Regions from separate parts of the Homo sapiens genome. Here region 2 is linked to region 1. A link is a contact called in ENCODE Hi-C or POLR2A ChIA-PET data. All regions are on one chromosome and are shown on one strand. The core of a region is the stretch at or near the end of the contact, and the rest is flanking DNA. Distances in the headings are between cores, read along the strand shown. Region 1 has its middle 160 kb from the start of MYRFL. Region 2 has its middle 130 kb from the start of LINC02821.

What was found. Hi-C counts contacts between places; a loop is a spot of excess contacts on that map. ChIA-PET counts read pairs that join two places held with the same protein, here RNA polymerase II (POLR2A). Pooled maps may share reads with other maps.
Region 2: a loop to region 1 is called in a map of PC-9, with 11 times the contacts of the local background. The contact joins two enhancer-like sites. A Hi-C loop is called at or near these places in 8 of 168 maps with a recorded cell type or tissue (Calu3, MCF 10A, PC-9 and 4 more) and 7 of 50 pooled maps. POLR2A ChIA-PET finds 5 or more read pairs at or near these places in 2 of 52 experiments (AG04450 and WTC11).

Annotation. Positions count from the first base shown.
Region 1 is chr12:69,985,228-69,990,700 of GRCh38, forward strand. No RefSeq gene overlaps it. Among named protein-coding and RNA genes, the nearest start is that of MYRFL, 160 kb to the left of the region's middle. Within about 2 kb of position 2,709, at least 12 of the 41 ENCODE cell types and tissues checked have a DNase peak (open chromatin) inside an H3K27ac peak, as active enhancers do; they include PC-9, where a contact is called at or near this core.
Region 2 is chr12:70,046,630-70,052,102 of GRCh38, forward strand. No RefSeq gene overlaps it. Among named protein-coding and RNA genes, the nearest start is that of LINC02821, 130 kb to the right of the region's middle. Within about 2 kb of position 3,147, at least 5 of the 41 ENCODE cell types and tissues checked have a DNase peak (open chromatin) inside an H3K27ac peak, as active enhancers do; they include PC-9, where a contact is called at or near this core.

The DNA.
Region 1 (5,473 bases), core at 1,459-3,958:
AATACATAATTAGTGACAAGATCAGCTACATAATTTGTGGAGTCCTTTGCAAAATGAAAATACGTGCCCCCCCATCCAAAAAGCATGAAAAAATGCTGTTTTGGTACCAAAATGTTAAACTTTTAAAAATAATAAAAATTGTAGGTACATAGTAGATGTATATTTTTATGGGGTACATGAGATAATTTGCTACAGGCATGTAATGTGTAATAGTCAAATCATGGAAAATGGGGTCTCCATCTCCTCAAGCATTTATCCTTTGTGTTAGAAACAATCCAATTATATACTCTTTTAGTTATTTTTAAATGTACAATTAAATTATTATTAACTGTAATCACTCTGTTGCGTTATCAAATATTAGGTCTTATTCTTTCTAACTACAACATATTAAAATTTTACCATGCCTGATATGTCCTGCCCTGGCTGGGGACAAGTAAGTCCTCCAAGGCATGCACCTTCCAAACCAGAATGCACTTAGCACCTGGCTCAAGCATGGGTGACAGGCTCGCACTTCCTGAACAGCCCACTGGGTGCACTGTGGAGCTGTCAATCCAGGGTGGGACTGTGGCCACCACTCCCTAAGATGCCACAGGGAACACACACCCAACCTCAGCCCTTCCCTCTCCCTTGCCCAGACTCTGGCCAGAGTCAGAGTCCTGCCCCCTCCCCACAAGACCTGGTTGCCATCCAGGGCACCACGGGTGGAGGGTAAGCAGCCAATAACCCAGGTGGTGATGGGCACTGAAGCGGCGGGAGGTGGGGCCCCACATAAGCAGAGGCTCCAGGTGCCCACCTGTGCTCCATTGTCCCATCAGACTTCATCTACACACAATTCAAAGATAAAATTTTAAGAATCTGAAGACAGCAATGCGAAGCATTGAATCCAAGTGGGGAGCCCTTCTGACTGGTGGCCCTGTGTCACTGTGCTGCTCACAGACCCACGAATTCGGCCCTGATTATGGGACACCTACTACCTGCTAGGCACGGGGATGCCATTCTGAACAACATAGACCAAGTCTCTACCCTCATGGAGTTTATACCCTTACAAAGTCCTTACTGAAATGTAGATAAGCCTGAGAGGGGTCATAGTTCAATGAACAATTTAATTAGAGGGAAGAGTTTGCAGATGGTCAGCTTTTGAGCTTACCACAAAGATTTGAAATGTGGACTCTGCTCTTCCACTTTTATTAGCAGTGTTGTGACATTGCACAATTTACTTAACATACCCTAAGCCTATTTCTTCATCTGTAAAGTGGGAATGATAATAACACCAATTTCTTTTTTTAGATAGACTGGATTATCTAAAAATGATAGACTGGATTAAGAAAATGTGGCACATATACACCATGGAATACTATGCAGCCATAAAAAATGATGAGTTCATGTCCTTTGTAGGGACATGGATGAAATTGGAAATCATCATTCTCAGTAAACTATCGCAAGAACAAAAAACCAAACACCGCATATTCTCACTCATGGGTGGGAATTGAACAATGAGATCACATGGACACGTGGAGGGGAATATCACACTCTGGGGACTGTGGTGGGGTGGGGGGAGTGGGGAGGGATAGCATTGGGAGATATACCTAAGGCTAGATGACGAGTTAGTGGGTGCAGCGCACCAGCATGGCACATGTATACATATGTAACTAACCTGCACAATGTGCACATGTACCCTAAAACTTAAAGTATAAAAAATAAATAAATAAATAAAGTTATTGGCATGGAAATGAGAAAAAAAAATTTTAAATTATACTTTATGTTCTGGGATACACGTGCAGAATGTGCAGGTTTGTTACATAGGTATACAGGTACCATGGTAGTTTGCTGCACCCGTCAACCTGTCATCTACATTAGGTATTTCTCCTAATGCTATCCCTCCCTAAGCCCCCAACCCCGACAGGCCCCGGTGTGCGATGTTCCCCTCCCTGTGTTCATGAATAACACCAATTTCTATAAGCAAAGAGTCTGAATGGGTGCATGCTCATACTATTATTACCCTTTAGCAATAGTATTAGTACTATTATTAATATTCATTAACTGTAGCCTAAATGAACAAAAAGAAAACACACACAGTTGGAGGCATGGGGCAAAGGAGAGTACTCAGGTGAAAGAAGCACTTATTGAAGCTAACTGAAATTTAGCTTGTTTTTACTTATGTAATGCCAGCTGAATTAGATTATCTCTTTTTCCTTTGCTGAATTGCCGGAATAATTTGGTGCTGTGTGAAAAAAAAAATGCAAGTATAGTGCCCTGTCATTTTTGTTAAAGAAAACAGTTTTGAAAGTTAAGCAAAGTAAACATTTTGCAAAGTTAACTGAAGCAAAATCAGTTTATTTCTGATTTCCAGAGGCAAGTAAATGATGACATGTGATGGACTCCTCACTAAACTATGGGTCATGAAATTCAGGATTTATGTTCACTTTCACCACTAATTGATTGAGTGCATTCTTTTTAACCTCTGGAGAATTGTAGCAGTGGCACTTGCCACATTTCCTACTGAAGTATTTTGCAGATTAGGTCAAATTCTTAAAGTACTAGCACTTTAATGAAACGTACTTGCTCAAAGATTAGGAAAAGCAATGGAGAAGCTGTTTCTTGATTTTATAAAGAATCCAGGAAGTGTTTGAAATACAGTTGGATTTCAACAGATCTTGATTGTGACCTTCCAGAGAGGCATTCATAGGTCTGGAATTTCCCAGGATGCTTTGCCAGGAATTAGTGTTGAATTACCAGAAAATCAGTATGACACGTAGCACACACTTATCTAGATAGTAAGTCAGCACACACACACACACACACACATTCACACACACCTTTCATTGTTGGTGGAGCTGCAATTCAGGAGAAAAGGGAGTGTCCCAAGCAGAGATGGAAATGATTCATTTTATAAGTTGTTCTATAAAATGGTCGCTAGCTGGAAATATACCTTTATTCATAATAAAATGCAAATTCCTTAGATTCTGTACTGTCTTTCATATTTATTTTATCTTATTTTAGATTTATTTTCATAACTCCCCATGCAATTCTCTCAGCGCTTTCTAGTGTCTCATTAATATAAACTATGCTCAATCTAAATCATCTCCATTATTTTCCTCCATTTTCTTTTCTTTCATTCCGTGTGTATGTCCTTGGCAACTTCTCTTTAGCATGAGTCTTCTTTAGAGATTCAAACCTATAGTCCTTTTCTGATAGCACGGATGACATCTCCGTAAATCTGGTCAGGAATCACTCCATATTGTGTCTGAGGATTTCTTTTTTGTCCCTGGGTCTGCATGTTTCCACAGTCAGACTTTCTGTGCCTGGCTGAAAGCCCAAGATATTTAGACTCTCTGGTAAAATAAATCCTTTCCATTTCTGGTTAGTATACTCCCTGAAAATCCATGTGCTACAAGAGAATCCTAGGGTTAAAAATTCAGAGAGCTGCGGGGAGGGGAGAGACAGGGAGGGAAGCCTGGGAAAAGCAGATAGAAAACTTTTGGCTCTTCATCTGGGCTGAGTTACTTAATCACTCTACCTTCGACCAGATCCTCAAGAAACTTCCTGGACTCTCTCAGGAAGCAGATTACTCTATCTGAATGAAATCTTCCGTGGGAAATAAATTGCACAAAGAGAGAAGAAGAAAAAAAAAATGTTTCAAGCTCCCGTATGTATATTTCAAGTGATTTATCCTCTCCCCAGAATTCTTGAGCTTCTTTATTCCCGGGGTTTATTTTGTTTAAAATAACATTCCAGTGACTACCCATAATTCAGCAACCTAGATTCTGTCCAATTTCAGATTAAATAGGTAGCAACTGTCAGACACCATAGTGGAGTTTTCCTGTTTCTTCAAGGGAAAGTGAGGAGTGACTCAAGTATCTTTTCATTTAAATTACCTCAAACTTGGACAAAGCTTATGAAATCCTCTATTTGTCACAAGGTTCAGAGTGCTCAGTAGTAACCTGGATGTATTCTGTTGTGTCTGTTTAGGATCAGTTACAATAATTACGACCCGCCCTCCATATCTGACAGAAAAGTCTATGGGCTCTTTCTCCTTCTCGCTGTCTCCTCGTGTGTGTGTGTGTGTATGTGTGTGTACAGAGGAACACTTAGATGACTTCTTCTCTCACTAACAATTCTATCCACACTTGAAGGCCTTTATGGAGTTTCTCATTGCTGACTACTCCTCAAGGGAGGAAGGTGGAAGGGATGGGATGTTGGTGGGAAGAGTCATGTATGGGAGGAGAGGCTGACATACTTTGAGGGCTGCTGTGTGCCTGCACTACTCTGGCCATAGAAGGTGGAGGCTGAGTTTGTGTTTGCTCCTGTTTCTGCCACTTATTAGGCATGTGAATTTGGGCAAGTTAGCTAACTTCTCTAAGCCCCAGTTTCCTCATCTGTAAAATGCAGACACTTGTGGGATCATATCTAACACTTTTTGAGCACTTTTTGTGCTAGGCACTGTTCTAAGTGCTCATGTGCCCACAGCAACCCTATGAGGTATTAGAGATAAAATAGAGAATTCAAGGAAAGTGCTTAGCAAATAAATGTTCAGTAATAGTTAGCAATTATCATTAGAATATATTTTATATTATTGTGTAATATACCTTATCTATAATATAATCTATCTTATTTAATTTTCTCAAAACCCCTATACAGTTGGTATTATCATCCCTTTTTTTTTTTTTTTTTTTTTTTTTACTATGAGGAAACTAAAGGAAGTTAAATAACTTACACAGATTTGCTTAGCGGCTAAGAGATAAAATAGGAGGACTCAAATTCAGGTCCTCGTAAATTCAAACTTGTTCTTTTTTCCCCAGTTTTGAAAAAAAATTGCCCATTGATTATATAGAAACATTGTCTTCTGCACTGCGGCTGCAGAGTTTCTTGTCTATGATCCTGCTTCTCAGGACTGAACTTGGTCCCAACAGCTTTGTCGAGAAAAGGGGTCGGCATTCTGGGGCACATGTGCTTGGGTGGCATTTGAGAGTATTTCCACAGATGGGTTTAGCTATTGCTGTCATTATATACCCATCCCCAACTCCTTACCCAAGAGTGCTTCTGAGACCACCACCACCATCTTGTCCTGACTAGTCCTTGCTCATTTTCCAGGTCCTGGTTCAAACATCATGCCTTGGGGTCCCCTTCCTTGAACACTGACCTTCTATTCTTTTAGTCATTCAATTAGAAGATATTTTAAGAGGTCCTACTATGTGTCAGGTACTCTTCTAGAAGCTAGAGTACAGTATTAAACAAAGCAGACAAAATGCCCTGGCCTCATGGTACTCTCATTCTTAAGTAAGTTTCCCCATGTCATCCTGAAATTCTTGCTCATACACCATTGCATGCTTTTGGTTATTTATTTGTAAGATTTTGAATTAATGTCATTATTCCCCACTAATTTCTAAATACAAAGAAGGCACAGATCATAGGAGATTTTTCTCTGTTAACACAGAGCTTTGCACTTAATCGGCACCCATAAATATTTGTTGAA
Region 2 (5,473 bases), core at 1,897-4,396, 62 kb after region 1:
TTATTTTTCTCCTACCATCAGTTTATTTTTTTCTCAGTAAAATTCAGCTCCCTTTTCTTTCTTAGCATTTTAACCTACCTGCTTCATGTGGGATAAAGAAATGCCCCATCTTTCACAGATAAAATAAATCTCCACATAAACGGTGACTGTTTTGTCTTTAGAGACTTTGTCTCCAAAATTTCCCACATGTGCCACAATCTTCTTAAGTTATCATACAGAGAACAACTCCTGCAATCGTGGGAAGTGAGGAGTTTGGAGGGCAACAGGTTGGCAATGGGGCGACTGAGGTGACTGTCTTGAGCAATCACCACGTATGGAGCTAAAGAGTCTACTTCCAGGTTCATTTCTGCCATTAGTCTAAGATTCATTTATTCATGAAACATTTATCAAGTGGCTACTGTGTGTTAGACGCTATGCTAGGGCTAGAGATGCATTACGGATAAGCTGTGGCTCCTGTTCTCAGGGAGCTCATTGTGTAGTATAGGGAAACAAGAAAGTAACAAATATTTACAATTTGTGATGTTTAATGCTTTAGGGAAAGTAACACAAAGCACTATGGGAAAATATGGAGGATCCCTAACCCAATTTTGGGCAGGTGTGAGGGTGGGGATGGTACAGCAAAGGCTTTCTGGAGAAAATGATGCTTGCGCTGAAAGATAAGTCTGGATTGCCCAGACAGACAATAGAATAATGTTCCAGAAAAGGCAAACAGTGCTTGCAAAAGTTCACAGCAATGTGTTATTGGTGAATTATAAGTAATTTAGGGCCAGGTTCAGGACAGGGAAGGAAGTGAAAAATGAACTGAAAAAATGAGCAGATGTTGAGAGGTTTTGCATCAGGTGAGAATTTGTTCTTTATCATCAGGTCCTTCTGCACTAACCCAGGTTAAAAGGATTGATGACAGACAGTGGAAAGAAGAGGGACTTTTGGAGTCAGACAACTTGAGTTTGAAACTTGGTCTTGCCACTAGTTTGTAATCTCGGTCAAAATTTCTTGGCCTCTCTAAGCCCTAGTTGCTTTAGCAATACAAAAGGTAATAATGTGCTCTAAAGGATTATCATTAGGGTTAAATAATACATGTAGCATCAGCACATTGCATGATGCCATGTTAAATCTCAACTATTATAAAACAAATTGCTGTAATCAAGAATATCCACACAGAGCTTTGAGTCACATACTTAAGTGAACACAAACTAGAATCTTGTTACCAGAGAGACATTTGTCTGCCTGAACCTGTTTGGATCTTTTTGTTTTGTTTATTTGGCACTGTGTTTTTAATGGTGGTGTATATTTCACAATTTGGTGCTATATCACTGCTTAATAAATGAGTTATCTAGAGTGAATTATTATGTCTTCAGACTTAATCATGCTTCATTTCCTTCATGCCATAGAATTTTTGAGCTAAAAGAGGTTACAGAACTAATCTCTGGAAGCTGGAGAAAAAGCACAATGTTGGAATAGAAATATGTGCTAAGAGCAAACAAATTGAGTATCCATCAGGAGGGAAATAGTTAAATAAACTTATATTTCTATGCTACGAAATACTATGCACCAGCTAAAAGGAATGAGATTGCTCGCTGTGTACTGACATAGCTAGAGCTCCAAAACCTATTGTCAAATGAAAAGCAGGCTGCATAAAGATATCTTCAAAATGACATTATTTTCATACAAAAATATACACACTTGTATAAGTAACATTATATTACTTCTATATGTGCTTATATATGCTTTCTAGGTTACATGTATATAAACACATAGAAAAACTTGAAGTATATACACTAAAATTATAAGTGGCTATTTATTGTCACTTGAGAAAGTTTGTTGGGGCAAGGGGGTAGTATTCCAAGGAGACATTAGCCTTTCAGAAACATTTAAATTTTTTACAGATAATATACTCTTGCTGTTTGTGTAATTCAACATTTGTTTTCAAAAAAGAAACATGGAAAGAGCAAGGGCTTTGAGGCTGGCTGAAACTGGCTCAAACCCTGGCCTCAGCAGCTTGTTAACTCTATGACTTTTGGGAAAACATGACCCCTCTGTCTCAGTTCCTTCATCAGCAAGATGAGGATAGAGCACCTGTCTTGCAGGTTTGCTGCAACAACTGAAAGTAAACCTCCTTGTACATTATTAGCATTCTGTGCATTAGTGGTTTCTTTCCCCTGTGCTGAATGCAATGGCTTTTTTCTTCTTTCTTTAAAAAAAATTTTTTTTTTTTTACAAAATAGGAAACCAAATACAAAGTGGCTAAGTCACTTCCACAAAGCCATACAGCAGTTTAATGTGAGAGCAAGGGGTATAATCCATGTGTCCCACATTATAATAAAGTCAGCATTACACTCTATGGGGCTTTGGGTTATGATGTGTATATGGCTGTTTATAGTAGTAGTTCCAAAGCTCAGATTCCAGGTGGCAGGTTTATTTGCTGATTTGTCATGCAGAGTACCAGATTCTGGGCTTGGGCAACTGTTGAACAAAACAAACCAAGAAAGGCCAGGCAAGGTGTGTTGGGTAGACCTCCGAGGTTATATCTGGCATGACTGTTCTTTTGACCTTGCTGTCAAGGAAATCTAGCAGTAGATATCAGGGGCCTCACTACAAGAAAAACATTGGTATCAGGCAATAAACTAGTTAGCACGAAAGGATGTGGGGTCAAAAATGGACATCTGACATTCTTTTTGACCACCTAGAATCTGAACCCTCTTCCTATGTTTGGGTAATTTTTCGACTTTATGAGGCAGAGATTGACACCCACTATATTAGTTGAAAATGACAGCTAATTTTCCAGCTGCCTTTGCAGCTAGGATATAGTCAGATGGCCTAGGCTCTAGCAATCAGAAGTACCTTCCTTATCAGAGTCCACTTTCTTTAGAATGACAGGGATTATTTGCAGGCCTATGGTGAGTACCCACCAAGGGCTTTTATTACTAATTTTAACTGAAGCCCTGAATTTTAATTTTAACTGTATTTTAATTCTAAACTATTTCGTGAATGCAAAACAAAGGGGATTTTGCTTTCTGATGCCATTGCATAGGAGCAAGATGCTCTATCAGACTCTATGCAATGGCACTCTGTGCCATTGTATGCAGTTCAATGATCTTTACCCAGATGAAACCACACCGGAGGAGGTTACAACTCCTGCTCCAGGAAAGAAGGTGTATTTCCTGGGAACCTCTAAGAACTGGTTGAACCTGCTGGTTGACTTTCTTGGAAGAATGAATGACTAAGTGAACATTTTCATATTTCTCCCCTTTTTGTGCTTTGTAATTGCTGCTTGTCCAAAGTGCCTGAAGACTCTGCTTTCTGGACTAGGGCATGAGAACTTACTTCAGTGCCTATGTAGGACTGCAAGCTAAGCTGCTGCATCTTAGCCTTTAATAGGCATCCCAACTACTTGTAACATGCTAGAACTGTGTGGCTCCTTTCTGTCCTGCAGAAAAGAAGGACTCATGTCTGACACCTCTGAGGCCTCAGCCTCACCCATTTCCTGTTTCGATACCACTAACACCATCAGTTCTATATTGGCTCCCAGTGGCTTTACATACGTATATCTCACCCCAAGCTGCACCATACGCCTCTCACCTCCCACCCTAGGGAGGTGTTAGTGCTAAGATATGGAAGCCACAGATGCTGCTTATGGCCTACACATGTGAAACCCTGAAGGGCAGGGAGTTAGTATCCCATGAGGTAAACTTTTGATTTTAAAAAGTCAGCTGGTACATAAGTTCTTCCCCTTTTCTCCCTCTAGATGGACTTTTTTGAGATGCAGTTTATGTGACTTCTTGCTGGACGATCCTGTGATTTTTTTCAGTAAGTCTCAGTAGCTTCACACTTGATCATGTGGTCTCATATTGGCTTCCCCTTTCCTCCTTCTCTCCCGTTGTTTTCTCATACCTGGAAATGCATCTCCTAATAGAGTAGAAGTATTATACCATAAGCTCATTGTCTCAGGCTCTGTTTTCTGGGTAACCCAAGCTAAGGCAATACCACATAATTCTATAAACAAAATTAGGCCAGTTTTGCCATCTTTGGGAGTTTTTCCTCACTTGGGAATCCTTTCTGAGTTTTCACTCAGTTATATCCTAAATGTGTGACTTTGGGAAATTTGCTTAAGCTCTCTGACCCTCACATTCTTCAAGATAACATAATAATGATGCTTGTTTCATGAAAGAAGGGATTAAAAGAAGACTGAAGATCACTTAGTACAGTGCCTGACATGTAACAAATGCTCATTAAATGTTATTATTATTATTATAAAATCAATCATATGTGCAACTTGATGAAGCCCTGGGGGATGAAAAAGGGGGGCTCATTGGCAGACAATTTAAGCAGCTTGGAAACGTATGTTGGCATACCTGTGAGCACATATGATAATATTGCATAATGAATCCTCTAAGTTCCATTCTATTGTCAAAAAAATTTGTTTCAGAAATGGAGCTACAACTTATTCCAGAGTTAGACTTTTGTGGCCATGGTGAACACGATCCTTTTAAATAGAGAGAAGGGCCTGGGTAAGTTTAAACTGAATTAGGTTCTCAGTTCTCCCAGGCTTTGACTTTGTCATCTGTCACTTCCCTCTCAAAGGGCTGGCAAAGCCCAGGGCAGTTCAGGATTCTCTCATCTGAAGTTCTGTCCGTCGATTCTGAGGGGAGTCTGGGGCTGCTGACAGTAGATGGCCTGCCTCTCACATCTCACTATTCTTTGATCTCACAGTTACAATTGTGTTGCTTTTGGTTTTTACTTGCTGATGAAGAGTTTTTTATTATTTTTTATATATATATTTTTTATTATACTTTAAGTTCTAGGGTACATGTGCACAAGGTGCAGGTTTGTTACATATGTATACATGTGCCATGTTGGTGTGCTGCACCCATTAATTCATCATTTACATTAGGTATATCTCCTAATGCTATCCCTCCCCCCTCCCCCCACCCCACAACAGGCCCCGGTGTGTGATGTTCCCCTTCCTGTGCCCAAGTGCTCTCATTGTTCAATTCCCACCTATGAGTGAGAACATGCGGTGTTTGGTTTTTTGTCCTTGTGATAGTTTGCTGAGAATGATGGTTTCCGGCTTCATCCATGTCCCTACAAGTTTCAGTAGCTGATTCGATCAGCTGGAAGAAAGGGTATCAGTGATTGAAGATCAAATGAATGAAATGAAGCGAGAAGAGAAGTTTAGAGAAAAAAGAATAAAAAGAAACTAACAAAGCCTCCAAGAAATATGGGACTATGTGAAAAGACCAAATCTACATCTGATTGGTGTACCAGATGTACACCAGATGTGTACCAACTGGGGAGAATGGAACCAAGTTGGAAAACACTCTGCAGGATATTATCCAGGAGAACTTCCCCAACCTAGAAAGGAAGGCCAACATTCAAATTCAGGAAGCACAGAGAACGCCACAAAGATACTCCTCGAGAAGAGCAACTCCAAGATACATAATTGTCAGATTCACCGAAGTTGAAATGAAGGAGA